Linked DNA regions of Mus musculus: region 1 is linked to region 2. A link is a contact called in ENCODE Hi-C or POLR2A ChIA-PET data. All regions are on one chromosome and are shown on one strand. The core of a region is the stretch at or near the end of the contact, and the rest is flanking DNA. Distances in the headings are between cores, read along the strand shown. Region 1 overlaps Stox2 (storkhead box 2). Region 2 holds the start of Stox2 (storkhead box 2).

The links. A loop is a pair of places that touch in the nucleus more often than their neighbours do. ChIA-PET counts read pairs that join two places held with the same protein, here RNA polymerase II (POLR2A).
Region 1: a loop to region 2 is called in a map of left cerebral cortex, with 6 times the contacts of the local background. The contact joins the enhancer-like site here to the promoter of Stox2 in region 2. A Hi-C loop is called at or near these places in 5 of 37 maps with a recorded cell type or tissue (all left cerebral cortex). POLR2A ChIA-PET finds 5 or more read pairs at or near these places in 1 of 5 experiments (Patski).

What each region holds. Positions count from the first base shown.
Region 1 is chr8:47,239,321-47,246,624 of GRCm38, forward strand. All of the region lies in intron 1 of Stox2 (storkhead box 2), which reads right to left. Among named protein-coding and RNA genes, the nearest start is that of Gm51570, 22 kb to the left of the region's middle. Within about 2 kb of position 3,396, at least 1 of the 3 ENCODE cell types and tissues checked has a DNase peak (open chromatin) inside an H3K27ac peak, as active enhancers do.
Region 2 is chr8:47,283,723-47,290,872 of GRCm38, forward strand. Stox2 (storkhead box 2) reads right to left here and starts at 5,680. Exons shown (of 4, transcript NM_001114311.1): 1 at 4,158-5,680. The coding sequence starts at 4,323.

The sequences.
Region 1 (7,304 bases), core at 2,146-4,645, 47 kb before region 2:
CATTTGACATGAAAACCACTTAAATATGTAAGACATAACATATCCAAAGAGATTCTAGGTCATGGGGTTCTGAAGATGGGTTCTTTCCAAACAAAACAACTGAATATTGACCAGCAGTCCAACTAAGAATCCGTTCTCTACATCAAGTTCTCTTCCAAGCGTTTTTTTTTTTTCATGCCATTCATCCAACAACAAAACAACAACAACAACAACAAAAATCCCTCCTTCACAAACAAAACCAGTCTTTCAGGTTAGCTCCTATCTCAGTGATTAAGGCTCTGGGTTGGCACAAAAGTTTATTTGCATCCTATCAGAAATATCTTAGCAACACAGATACAGATCCTCTTGTAATAATCAGTTTCACTTAAAAATTATTTTTGTCCCATGCATGGTACCATAGGACTATAGTCTGAGCACTTGAAAGGCTGAAGCAGGGGGATTGCAAATTTGGATTAATTAATAAATACAGAGCACACAAACAATCAAAAATACATTTTGTGAATGAAGTTCCCAGATCTGACCTTCGAGTGTCACAATAAAAGTCCATGTAAAAGCCACCATGATTTTCTCAGTAGGGGGACAGCCACTCTCTACTGCTTACCACTATCATCTAAAGGTACTGACTCTACAGGAATGACCCAGGTGAGCACTCTGTCCCCAAGTCACTTGCCCACACCTGACTGGAGGAGGAGGGGGAGGAGGGGGAGCAGGAGGAGTGGGCGTTATTGTGGAAAGACCAATCTAAAACCAACAAGTGTCCCAGAGCTACACCCGAGAACTGCAGACTTGGGACGTTTATCTGCTCCAATGCTTTAATGCTCTTGACATTCTGCCTTCCAGATTCCTCGTGTTTATTCTCGAATTCTCTTTTTTCACTTTTGCATTTTCCAAAAAAAAGCACTGCCTATTACAACTAAACCCCTTTTGTAAACACAGGGCAAGGGCTGAGACTTGTCTCTAATGGGGAATTTGTCATGAAAGGCATTTTAAAAGTCTTGAACAACTCAAATTATCTACAGTCACATTTTTTTTTCTCTAGACAGCCCTGAAGGATCGTGTTTGGGGGACTTTACAGAGCAGAAGCATTAGCAGGCATGCATTGTGTCAGAGCAAAGCCCCACGCTAAGCTACTGGGCTCACTTGATAATATTAGTGGGGCAAGAGAAACAGGGCAACGCGGTCTACGATTCATCTCTGGGCATCGGGCTTCGCATCAATCACAAGTCACTCATTGTGGAACCTGTCACAAGACATAATGGCTCACACCAGTTGCAACTTGCAGGAACTCCTCCTGAAGAGGGTTTTCAAAATAGTTAAGAACCTTGCAAAATGCAATAGAAGCAACACAATCTTTCTTAGCCTTTTATTTCACCGTCTTTCCTGTATTAATTTTGCATATCTTAAAAGTGCCGGGTGGGCTGTATAATGAAGATTGTTTTGCAAAGGCAAATGAGACCCACCAGTCATTCAAATATCAAATATTTGAATTTTGTCAGTTGACTAAGGAAAATCAGTCAGCCTGTAGTACAAAATGGGGCACACCTGCCTATGATGGTAAATACATTTTACTTCTCAAGCTTAAAGCAAAGGAGACGATGGAGCCTACACAGGGGGTGGAGGTTAGGAGAGATCCTGCTTTTACTCACTGGAGTGTGCATTACATAGGATCCAATCTTACGTAAACTAAATTATTAATGAACCTCAAAAGTGTTTAAATTAGCAAAGCATGTCTGAGATTTGGAGCTGCAAAGGTCCTCTCCCCAGGGAAAGGCAGGCTACGGAACATTAAGGTGTTTATAATGAGGAAGTGCCAGTCTTGCCAACAGGTGGATATTTTTCCCCCTCTCTGGGTCCCTGCATTCTGCTTTGTTTTAGACAAAGGACTCCAAGCCTGTGTAGCTCAAGGGCCCTTGCACTCCTTGTCTAAGAACCTGCAGTCTGGTTCCGGTATCTGCACCACTAGAGAGAATCAACCCATTGGAAAAAGTCACATCACAAGATGGTACTCTTGCTACAATGTTTCCAATTAATTATTTAAAAAGCCAGTTACAACGTTCCCTCTACTTCTCTTTAGGAAGGTCTATTATTCTCAAAGACATATAAACAGAGTGAAAGTCAACCAGGCTTTCAAGTCTTTAAATGCATAGAGGGGTCAGTTTGATGCACGGCAGAACCTTCTACCCACTGCTTAACAGCTTTGAATTTCCTGAGGTGATGGTCCCGCTGGATCAACTAGGTTCTGAGACACGTCTGTGGCCTGACCTCAGATAAAGCTGGGCAACTGGCAGAGTTCACCATGCTCTGCAGGGGCAGAAATAGGCATTCCTTGTTGCTGAGGTGGTTTCATTCTGCTTATTCATTTAAAGACTTAGGCCTTTTCTAGGAACAGTTTGCAAGGTGAATACAACAAGAAGCCAATACAGCAGCAGCTGGGTCCAAATGCTGGCTCACACACGTCTCTCTGGAGCTGGGGTGAATCCAATCATCCAGTGCAGTTCCCCCCACTAGTTAGGGACACCACCGATGTAGACGCTGCCCCGACCGTCATAGGGCACCAGTTTACTACCCACAAATCTGACAAAACGTTCCCAGACTACCTGAACAGATCCTGGAGAGGATCTGAGTCACGGTGCCACAGAGAACCAGGGTCGGGGCTTAGGGGTTTGTCTCTGTCACCAGCACCCTCCGTGCTTCACAAACCACCCATCCACAGCCCTCCCTCTCTGCTGTCTGTAAACTCGGCTTCCTTTTTAGATTCGAGTTTGAACGGTCAATGCATTTATTCAGTAGATCATTCTGAAGCAGCCACGTATTCTGTTCGATAAATGGGGGGAAAAAAAACCCTGTAGGATCATTATCAGGATATAAACTGGCCAATCTCAAGGAATCAAAAACGAGCAAAACTGGCACTTTCTGCAACCCCCTCATGGCTATCATAAACACGAATCATACAAAAGACTCTAAAAAGTAATCAATGCCAAAATCGTCTCCAGATAGGAACAAGTTTGCTTACCCAACACAAATGCACTTTAAAATATCATTTATCCACCAAGAGAGATTGTCACTGATGCCAGAGATCAAATGCATGTTGACTCTATGCAGGATGAATAACATGGAGGGTTATCTCTTTTTTTTTTTTTTTTTTTTTTTTTTTTTTTGGACTACGCTTGAGATTCTATATGCCACGTCTGCACGTGTTATCTGTAATACAACGCAAGCCCATATAAGAGAACAAATGAAGGCAGCTGTAAAACTTCCTTACGGGTTACAGTCAGTAATTAAGGCAAAGAGAAAGGAGAGCGCTCTAAACTGCAGTCTTTCGGAGCCAGGAGCTCCTAATCCCCAAAGATTCCGAAGCATTACCTCATTGCAGCCTTGAGACAAGCTGAGCATTCACTCTGGGTCTTACCCAGCATCCACCGGTTCACACAAAGACAACAGAGGCGTGACCAATCACATTGTGGCTAGCAGGCACTGTTGCAAAGCCCTCTCCCAATATTACCCATTGACATGCTCGCTGGCAGCCCTGCTGAACTTGTTGTCATGGCAACACATCCCAGCTGCTCACCGAGGCTTGTTCTATTACTTTTTTTTTTCTTTTCACCGCTCACTTAGCTAATTAAAATTTTAGAACTATGTTTTGCATGTTGGACGCAAATTAAAACAATGCAGGGTCCTTCTCTTTTCTCCCTCCCCGTCCCCCCCACCCCATTTTTTTCTTCAATGAAGCTTTAAAAAATGCTGGGAAAAGCTAACTGAAGGACACTCCCATGAAGTCCCAATATAACCAATCAATGGAGAGACTGCATGTAGCTGTAGCCAGATGGAATTTGTCGCTAAACCTAATCTGCAGCAAAGCAAAACCAAACCATGAACGTCGCTAACAACACTCTTCCTGTTTTGAAATCTGTAAGCCAATTTGGCATAGATTACGTATGTTGCAATATTTGCATTGTTCTTGGTCAAAATGTTCTCTTAAATGTTGTTGTTTTAACATGATTCTGACTTAAAACAGCTTTACCCAGAATTCCACGATGCAAGCAGAGTGAGTGAGTAAATAAATAAATAAATAAATAAACAAACACAGAGAGGATTGGGGGGTGGAGGGGGCACTGCCAATATGGCAAGTGCTTAGAGAAGTTCTGGCAAAAATCGCCAGGCTGGCAACCTACTGCATGGGTTCCATTTGCCCACCAGTCTCTACCAAGGTGGCAGCCCCACCGCTGAGAACCCATGGAAAGAAATGCCAGCTTTTGTTTACCAAAGCAAAGAGAAATAAATCCAACATTCCCAACTGCTTCAAGGATGATGGCTCCTCCCTTCATCGTCTTTTCTGAAAATTCCCTCTGCGTCCTGAGCCAAACCTTTGTCACTGGGGAGGATACCAAAGGCATCTTTGAAGGTAAACATCTTAAATTTGAAGGTATCTGAGCCTGCCACCGACACAATTAGCTCTGAGCAAGCTGAACGGGCAGAGACAGCAAACATCGAAGTTCAGAAGGTGCAAGTGCTATTGCGAAGGAGGCCAGTCTGCACTGATTTGAATCAAATGAGAAAAGGGGGAGAGCAACAACAGCCTGGGAACACCGACTTGGATTCTGTTTCCTCCGTGGTTGTGCTATTCATTTTTATCAGTGTGAAATAATCCGCAATGGGCAGATTTGTAGCCCCCGAGTAACCGAGGAGGAGGTAGGGGAGAGCAGGACCCGCCCGGGGAACACGGACTGGGAAAACCCTCTGTAGTCTTGCCTGCATCCCTGAAGGTCTACTTCCGAGTACCAAAGAAAGAAGCCCTGCCCACTTAGATAGTCAAGAATGGTCAAGGACACTGTACAAGGACCTACTTTGTCCTCTGCGAGGAGTAAGGAAGGAACACAGGATGGGAGATCGAGGTAGAGATGACAGCTGGAGCCATCTTAGCTAGCAAAGGTGAAGGCTGTTTTCTTCCTTCCAGGCTTCGAGGACCGTGGCGCTAACAGAAGGCGCACGTAGGATGGATTTCTCAGTTAACCACGGTAGAGTGCAAACAGAACCTCCCAACTCCCACCCAGATGACAGTACGAGGGATTTTAAAGGGAGACGAAAACAAAAGAGAAGATGATAGCAGATGAAGCCATCAGAAAACTCTGGAAAATTGGGGGGGAGCAGATGGGTGAGAAGAGACTAGAACTTTTAAATATTACAAGTGGAGTCACCGACCATGGGCGGCGGTGTGGGCGTGGCGCTTCTGAGAGAACTCTGTGTGTACAGTGAAGCCGAGAAAGCTAGTAAACACCTTGTGGGAGAGGAATATAGATTGGGGAGGAGAGGCTATAGAGTCCAGATTTATCCCTAAATTCTAGGAACATTTGTGTCTATGTTCACGTATGTTACCAGTTCTGTCTGCTGAAAACCCTCAAGAAAAAGGGTCTTCAATAGTCTCTACTATAAGAAACCAGGCGTTCTCTGAGAAATGACTGATTCTCACATATAGGTAGGAAGGACAGAAAGAGTGTAAGTGAACCTGGTACTTTCTGTACCAAAACCGAATGCAAGGGAAAACACACACACACAGAGAAAATATGTCAGGACCAACTTAAGAGGGTTTCTATGGCTGTGAAGATACTAAACATAAACAGGACTCCCTCAAAAGACTCGGCATCCTGAAATAAAAAGAACCCGTAACTCCACTGTGGTGTAAAGATAAACAAGACATCATGGGCTATGCCGAAATGGACAGCCCTTTAAAAAAATAAAATAAACCAACAGCAATTCCCAACTTTAGATGACACTATGCAATTAAAGCATCCCACTGGAGAGCCAGCATTGTAGTGAGAGCGACCTAGGCAGGAATAACCAATGGATACATAGTCAAAGCATAAGGGGAAAGATGGTCAGAGAACAAGCCATTTTACAGCCTCAAGACATCCACAGATTTCCATTGTATACAAAGGGGAAAGGAATGGCAAAAGCAAGCCAGCAGCAGCGTCATCAAATGATCACACTTAGTTACTGCCAGGGAAACAAAGAGCCTCCTCAGCCTTGCCCAGCTATGCACCAAAACTACGTAATGCAGTCTTTGTGGTATTCTTATTTTAAAAGTGTTTATTCTAAGCCTAGTCATGAAATAACCACATGTCTTCAAACTGAGGGGGTATTCTATGAAATGATGAATATGTTATGTCCTAAAGGTCAGAATAACAAAAGACAAACGGGAAATGGGAATTTGCTATTGAAAGATTACCAACATGCAAGTGAATACAACATAGAGCCTCCAGAGCTTAGACTTTCTTTTAACTAGAGGATATTGGGATAACGGGGAATTTAATACTTGGACTTCATAGTGGCTTATAGGTATTAGAGCAATATTTACTTTCTGACTTCTGTTGTCCACGGTTTCACTATATAAAATAATGTCCTTTTCCTCAGGAAATGTACCGCTGATACATGGGTGGGCAGTGATGAAGTTTGCAACTGCTATCTAGAGGGACAGACATTAGAAAGACCAAGAGATGGAGCCCACCAATCCGACCATATGTCAACAGTAAACTGAGGTGAGCTGTATACTGGTACCCGTTTGATTTACATCATTGCTTGTTTTGCAAGAAATAAAAAAATCAAAGGAGAAGAAACAGATAGCAAGTCTCTAGAATTTAGGTCTCTTTAAAAGTAAAGTGCAACCTGAGACTGAGAACCATACGATGACTGCAAAACAAAACAAAACCAAAAAACAACAACCTTAGGTGTGTGTGTGTGTGTGTGTGTGTGTGTGTGTGTGTATCATGTAAGTGTGCAAGTGTAGGCACCCATGGCCTCCCATGAGAAGACCAGAGAGAGACATCTACTGCCGTCTTCTATCCGCTGTGTCTCATTGCCTCAAGATAGGGTCTCTCCCCGAATCACAAGCTCGCTGTTTTAACTAGACTAGCCTGTAAGCTCTCCCTGCCTCAATGCTGAGGTCACAGACACGTGAAGCATTCTATGTAAGCGTTGGGGATTTGGGTTCAAGTCTTTATACCTGCGGAGCAAGTGCTCTTATCTACTGGACTTCCTTCCTCAGCTCCCTCCACCCAAAGACATCATAAAAACACTGCAGACAAATCCCCATTTCTCTACCTCAGTGGCTTTCCACCTTCCTAATGCTGCGACCCTTTAATACAGTTCCTCACATTGTGGTGACGCCAGGCATAACATTATTTCATTGCTACTTCATAAGTGTAATTTTGCTTCTGTTATGAATCATAATGTAAATATTTTTAGAAATAGAGGTTTGGTGAAGGGGTCTTGACCTACAGATTTAGAACGCTTGGGGTAACCTAACTACC
Region 2 (7,150 bases), core at 4,430-6,929:
GGGAGAAATAAGATGCTATTTATTAAAGCTTGTCACCTGGCCACAATGAGGCACACATTTAACGCAGGGCCTAAGGATGTCAGGAAGCAGGGTCCCAACATGAGCACAGCTCGTGCATCGAGAAGTCCAAGGCTCCAGTGTATAGAGAAGGGCAAAGGGCTTTCCTAACGATCAGGTGCTAAGCTCAGAAGTCCAGAGTTTGCTCATTAGAAGACCTCTATAATGAAGCTTGGAGCCAAAGGACTCATTACGGACAGAGGGAGGTCATCTGAGTGGCAGGGGACACAGCTGGCTCAGGCAGGCCATGATTAGAACCTGTGTGTCTGTCATCCACGCTCAGGTGTCCTACAGTACGAGAACATGAGGAATTGGCTCACACTAAAGGGCCCAGAACTAGATTCTGCAAAATGAAAACCAATAAACTAATCGGGTCGGGTGCCAGCCATGTGTCCCCGCTTAATTAAGACCATTAAATCATCACCAGACAAAACCAATCTTCATGTTTGCGGATGTCGTTTTAGGCTTTTATTTTGTCTTTCTTTTCAAATTCCTTAGAGCCATAGAATGAAACATATTGACTTTCTTCCTTAAAGGCATTACTTTAAAAAAAAACGCAAGAATTGACCTAAAATTTGTGGTCACCATCCTGCTTTCTCATGCACGTGCCAAGTCTTTTACGGGCATGCTCAGTAGAGGCTGAAGACTAGAAAAGTTAACTTGCCATCTTGATCGATGGGAGACTCCCCCACCAAAATCCCGGCAGCATTATACAGGGAATATGAAGCACCAGCTACCCTCGGAGGCTTGGCATCCTATGAATGATGTTTCAAAGGATGCTCACACACAAGAACAGGGCAGGCTCTAAAGACTTTGCCCACGAACCGCTTAAAGCCCTCCAATCATTTCGCAGTGGCCCAGGATCGCGGCTGCCAGTGTTCTCTGGATATTACAGAGTTCCTTTCTCTTGGGGAGTTTGACTCCGCTCTCTAATTAATGCCACCATTTCTATCCAGTGATAGAAAAATGAGGCAGAATGGTCCCACCGCCATTTGCCCCAACCTTCTCTCCTCTTGGGATGCTGTGCACGTTTTTTATATTCAACTTGGTTTGAACAAAAGGCAAGATTCCCCCACTCCTGCCCAGAAGGCACTGTGGGGTAATGAATATGGAAGAGGAACAGTGAACTCTTCTGCGGCCCCGAGAACTCCCTGGTTGCTAGGAGGCTGGGGACTCTCAGGATTACTTTAGGTTTGATAACTGAAAAGAGACACTGAAAGAAGGCATCGTCTTCATGACCGAAAGGTTCAGTTTTCTATGCAGCTGTCTCCTTGCAGGACCTGATCAGCACTCTATGTGTCTGCTCTGACCTTGGAAGCCTACATTTTTTTCTCCTGAAGGGAGCAGAAAAGAACAAGGCCAAAGGTCAAGCCCACTGCTATAAATCACATTCGACACTGGTGACTACTTACTACTACATGTTAGAAATGGGGCTGCCTCGCTAAAACTTATAAAGGCCTATATCTCTACTTGAAGCTCCTACTGTGTGCTAGATAGCTGCACTAAACCCAGGATAGCTATCAGCGTGTATTTCTTTTAAAATGTCCTGGGGTTTTCCTCATTTCCCAAATATTTTTTTAAATTATTTCCCTTAATTTTCATATTTTCTGGAGGGATTTCTAAAAAGTCTCTCCAAGATGAAGCTATTGTAGATTATTTAGCACTTTTTTTTTTTTTGAAGAGGCTTATCGTGTCCTCTGAATGCAAATAATTTACCTACAACAAGACTCTTCTTGACTGAAAATGGAGTATGGTAACAGGAAATGGTGAAGCCAATGGCTGGGCTAACAAAAGGAAGCGTCAAGGCCTTCATGTCCCTAAGTCGCTTCATTTCCCAGTTCACGCTATGAGACAAGAAACAAAGGCTCAGCTTGCACCCAGGACAACCAACTTGCTACAAGTGCATCCCCTTCCCATTCTGTAGGAGGAGCTTCCTCCAAATGATGTCCACCGGTCTCATGCAACATCAGCTTCTAGCACCTCCCACATTCTGAAAGGAGCCAAATATGGGGAAGGAAATGATAAGATACTTGTCCTCTCGTGAAATCAGCATCCTAAAAGTTACATAGGAGAAAGGACCCATTTCCCTCTCAATGCTCAGACAGACATTAAGGCATGCCCAATGCCTTAGTATCCATTATTTCTTTCAATGAACACTAGATCTGCTTTGCATTCCATGAACTTGATGACATTTACAATAAAACAGTAAGTAACAGCTCTCCTTCCTAGACAAGACTACGTTTTGTCCAACCCTGCATCCTCAAGAGAATCTAGCAAGACACTGGTCTTGGGGGACGCCCCACCAAAGGCTGAATGAATGACACAGCTCTCTCCTTGGGTTCCTCTGCTCTCAGAAGTAACTTGACGTTGAATTCGGCCACCAGCTGGAAATGGATCATCCTGGGAAGACCACCTGACCATCTGCAGGTGGCACCCAGGATGGAATGAGCGAATCGTGTAAAATTGGAAGCCTCTTCCTCGTGCCCTCAAAGATGTCTCACAGCGCTGGGTAATCATGGACCTCTTTTGCAAAGTCTGAAAGTGTGATCACAAGGAAGCGAAGATGAAACGGGTAAAAAATAGACTCCTCAGGAGTGTGCCTGACATTATTAAAAGAGTCTTGCAGGCTTGTGAGAGAACTGATAGCCACCTGCCCTCGAACAGCTCCACATTTGGGGTCAATTCTGAATTCTGGGGTGGGTATGGAGGGCAGGAAAGAGAGAGGTTTGCTGAGTGAGGATGCAGTGAGGGAGGGAAGCCTGGAATTAACTGAACTCTCTTGTGTACATGAGGCCTATGGGCATGGTGTTCGAGGGTAGAGTTGGATCTAGGTGTACAGTGCATTGACTGGACATGAGCCTAAAGAATAGAACAACCGCAGCCGCCACTTAAATTACTTAATCATAAACTATGCTTGTTACTTCCTTCCCAAAACTGGTTTGTCACAAGAGAGAAAATCCAGGGAGTGTGATTGCCAAAATAGCATGCAACATCCTTATATTACCTGATTTTGAAATAAAAGGGATAGCTACTTTGAGGCTTTTTCTGGGAATGGAGACGTGGTCACAGTACATTTTTAAAGTGTGAGACACTGACCCCAATTTAAAAGGATTTGCTATTCAGGGAGAAAGTAAGGCTTGACTATAAGTACCAACCACAAGCTTAAAACAATCTCCCCAGTTAAGACAGGGTTTAGAGTGGTTTGGTCTCCACGCTTCCACGACATTGCATTTAAAAGCAAATTCTTTCCAGAATGAAACATTTTTCACACCCTTACTTGTAAGGGACACAAAATGCAAGGTTCGCAGGATTTCCCCCTTCAGCATCCCTGGTCCAGTATCACAAGCCAGTGAATGGGATTCAAAGAAAACCAGCTCATTCCAGGAGGCTCTGAGCAGTCACCGCTTTCTCACAAGAAACCTATTTTTTGAAGCCTTCAATTCTAGGACCATTGTGTTTGCCCTTCCCATCCGGCATGCAAAACACGATACAGCCTCCATTCCATCCACAGCACTGATGCAAGCTATGCTAAGTCCACGCGCAATCGTGCGAGCGTTCCGTATGCAAACACACCACGACTCCCTCCCCAAGCTTTCAATGAGCTCCACGGCATAGCTCCTGCATACAAATTGAAACAGACTCAGACGGACATGGGCAGAGCTTCCCCCTGCCTCGAATCTCCAGAACGGTGCAAAGAACCTGTTCCTTTTTTTAAAAGGGGGGGAGGGAGTGTTTAAATATCCTCTAAGCCATAATGCAGGCAGGCCCAGGCGAACCTGGTATTGCGGGCAACCCTGGACTAAGGCTCGCCTTTCACAAAGCTCAGGGAAGGCTGCAGCCATCCTATCTCCCTGCAGACCAGATGCTCAGCTCAATCCCCCTCCCCGATTTTTACCTAAAGAATAGCTCTCCAACCCCATATTGAGAGGGCCTGCTGTGGATCTTACAGAGGTACAAAATGGTGGATGGGAGCTAATTTTTCCCTGCTCTCCCCATACATAACTCGGCACATCCATCACCGCAGGTCCTCCTCTACCCCAAACCCTCAACTAGCCGCGGCGCAGCAATCACAGGCGGCGGCTGAACCGTGCTTTACCAACCTGATGTCATGTAGCCCCTAGAAGCCTGGGGCGCGAAGGCCGCGGGGAAGCGCTTGTGCAGGCGGTAGTCCTTCTCGCTGCGGGACCTCATGCGGTCCGAGGCCCGGTCCGAGAAATCCGAGCTAGGCCAGGCTCGCCGCAAGGTTGTGCTCCGGGTCTTCTTCATGGTGGGAAAGGGCGACCCTGGTGCCCCGATAGTAGGGCCTCAGCGCCAGGGCGCAGCGCGCTGCTTCATCCGTCTACCGAGGCCACGACCCGGGAGGACTCTGCGCACATTTTTTCCCCCAGCCCCTCTTCTCGTCGGTGTCTACACCGCCGGCGGCAGGTCCGGCCCTCCCCACGCCCCCCCACACCCCCACGGAGAAGGCTCGGATTTTACACTCGTCCCACAATGCATTCCACTTCATTTGCAATCCGCCGGGCTTCCAGCTTCCAGATTCCTGAGGGGGAAGGCACGTTGGGAGGCTCGGCGGCCGGGAGGGGGCGGCCCGGGTGGGGGCGCCGAGACTTGCAGCGTGGAAGCAATGGGAGCGCAGACAATGGCCCGATTCAGCGCAGGAGTGCTTAGCCAACTGTGCGCCACAGCACAAAAGACCCAAACAAATGAGGAAGCCGAGGCCTCCGGGGGCCGACCCGGGATCGCACGCCCCGGCAGCTTGACCGGTGGGCGGCAGCCCCAACCGCACTAGGAGGCTTCAGCGCGAGGCGTGGGGATGACAGCGTCCGAGTCGCGTCCCCCTGGACCTCCCAGCCGCGAGGGCCGCAGTCCCCGGCGCCCGCTGTCTCTGCTTCTCTCTCGCAGTCCTCGGGAGGCAGTCTTCATTCCAGAGGCTCGAACGGGGGGCGCACGGGAGCACCGGGACCGCCGCTGCGACAACGCAGGAAGAGCCCCGTTGGGTGCTGGCGACCGCGGCGCGCCGTCAGGCTTCCTCCTTCCGAGGCTGGCGGGGGCGCGGGAGGGTGGGGGCGCGTGCCGACACGCGTGGGTCCCCCGCCGCAGGCATACTCTTACTCACGGGCCGCGGTGGCTGCGGAGCCCGGCGATCGGCCCCCGCGCGAGGCCATCGCGGCTCGGGGACTAGCGCGTTGCGCTCTGGCACCGCCGAAAGCGGGACGGCTACCCAGTGTCATGCTAATCTCGGGGCAGCGCGGAGGCTCGGCGTAGATCCCCGCAGCAAAGCCCCAGCGGCGACGGCGACGGCGGCGGCGGCGGCGGCGGCGCGGGGCCTGGGCCCTGCGGATGACACCGCGCGGATCGTTCCACGTCTTTCCGATGGTCCCTCCCCCTCGCTCCGAGGGCTAGCCTTCGTGGGAACGCGCTGATCTGCGGCGCCCGGCCTGGTCCACCTGCGCCCAGCCGGAGACGCGGGGCGCCGCGAACGCGCGGGGACGCCAGGCCCACGCCGACTGCCACGCGCCAACGGCCTGCGCCCTCTGCGATCCTGAGTGGAAGTCACTCCCCAATGGCCTGGTTGCGCTGGCGGGCCCGGGGCCTCTGCACCGCCGGGCCCTGCACAGCTGCTTATGGTCCAAGCACCAATCGCTGCAGGACAGCGGTGCGCGCGGAGGAGGGGGCGCGGGCCAGACGCGAGGTCACGCCGAGTTAAAGGCGCCCGGCCTGGCCGCCAGCCCCGCCACGCGCCGCCACTCCCATTCTTATCCACCACTCTCACCTCCCCATTTGGGTTGCCAAAAATGCGTTTTGAGCTCTAAACAAGGAGAATAAACTTGATTGCCTCTGGAGGTGATCTGTCATTTCCCGTTTGAGCTGGGTGGTTTTTTTTTTTTTTTTTCTTTCTTTCTTTCTTTTTTTTTTTTTTCCTTTTCTTTAATGCATCTGTGACAACGAGACGTTCCCAATCATTTTTAAAGGTGGCATTCCACGCTGATGGGTGACAAGATGCAGAGCCAGCAATAGGAAGCCTTCATGGAAACGTGTATTCAGCAGTCGGAGGGCCCTAAAGGGTTAAGATTCAGGAAGCTCTGGCAAGACATCCAGGAGGCAGAAAGGCAATGAGATCTAGAAGGGAGGCCATCATCCATCTCCAGTATGTGGCTTGGTAATACATAGCCAGAACAACCTCTCTGTGGATACCAAGGGGGTGGGGATAAAAAGCCACAAGTCGCATATAAAACCTATAACTACATCAAGCAATATTAATTACTAACTACAAACCTATTAGCTAAATGTTTAGCGACCTCCTTTTAGATTCAAGACAAGCCTTTAAAAGGTACCCTTTGCTAAAATGGCAAGGAACAGAAAGACGACTGGTTTAGAAGATCAATGTGTAAAGGGCCATAGAGGTGAATTTTTTGTTAATGTTTTCACGAATGGGCGTTACTGACATTCAGGTATCTCAAATCAACAAAACATCAGTTCTCAAGACACCAAAATGGTCACACAAATTTTTGCAGTAATTATGACTTAAGAGGGATTGTGATCATGTGACAACTTTGGTATTCATTCACTGAGCAGATTAAATAGGCAACATACCAAATATGGTCCCATGCAATGAATGGTCCAGCAGAAAAGAAATGCAGGAAGCTGAGTTAAAGCCAAAAGTTGTGCCACATTTTATAAAGATGCATTAACCTCTGTGAGGCATGCCAGTAGCTGGGGCCTAGAGCATGAAGAGCCCCTCAAAGAGTGAAGGGATTGGTGTCCAGGGCCATGGGAACAAGTGCGACGGTCCTGAAGTCTAAACCAGTCTTGGTTTCTGTTGGAAGAAATGCAAGAAGGCCAGTATGGCTGGAGTCAGAGCTGAACAGGAAAGCCGTGGGCGGTGAGGTCAGAGAGAGGGAGCGTAGATCATGCAGGGACTTGCTAGCCATGTTCAAAGTTTTATTTCCTACTCTTGATGGACTGGGGGCCACAGAAGAACTCAAAGCAAAAATACAGCCATAATTTTATAATTTCTATATAGAAGGAGTTTAGAGGGTATAATATAAGGCAGGGGCTAGTTGGTAATTACATGTAATATGTTTTTAAAAAA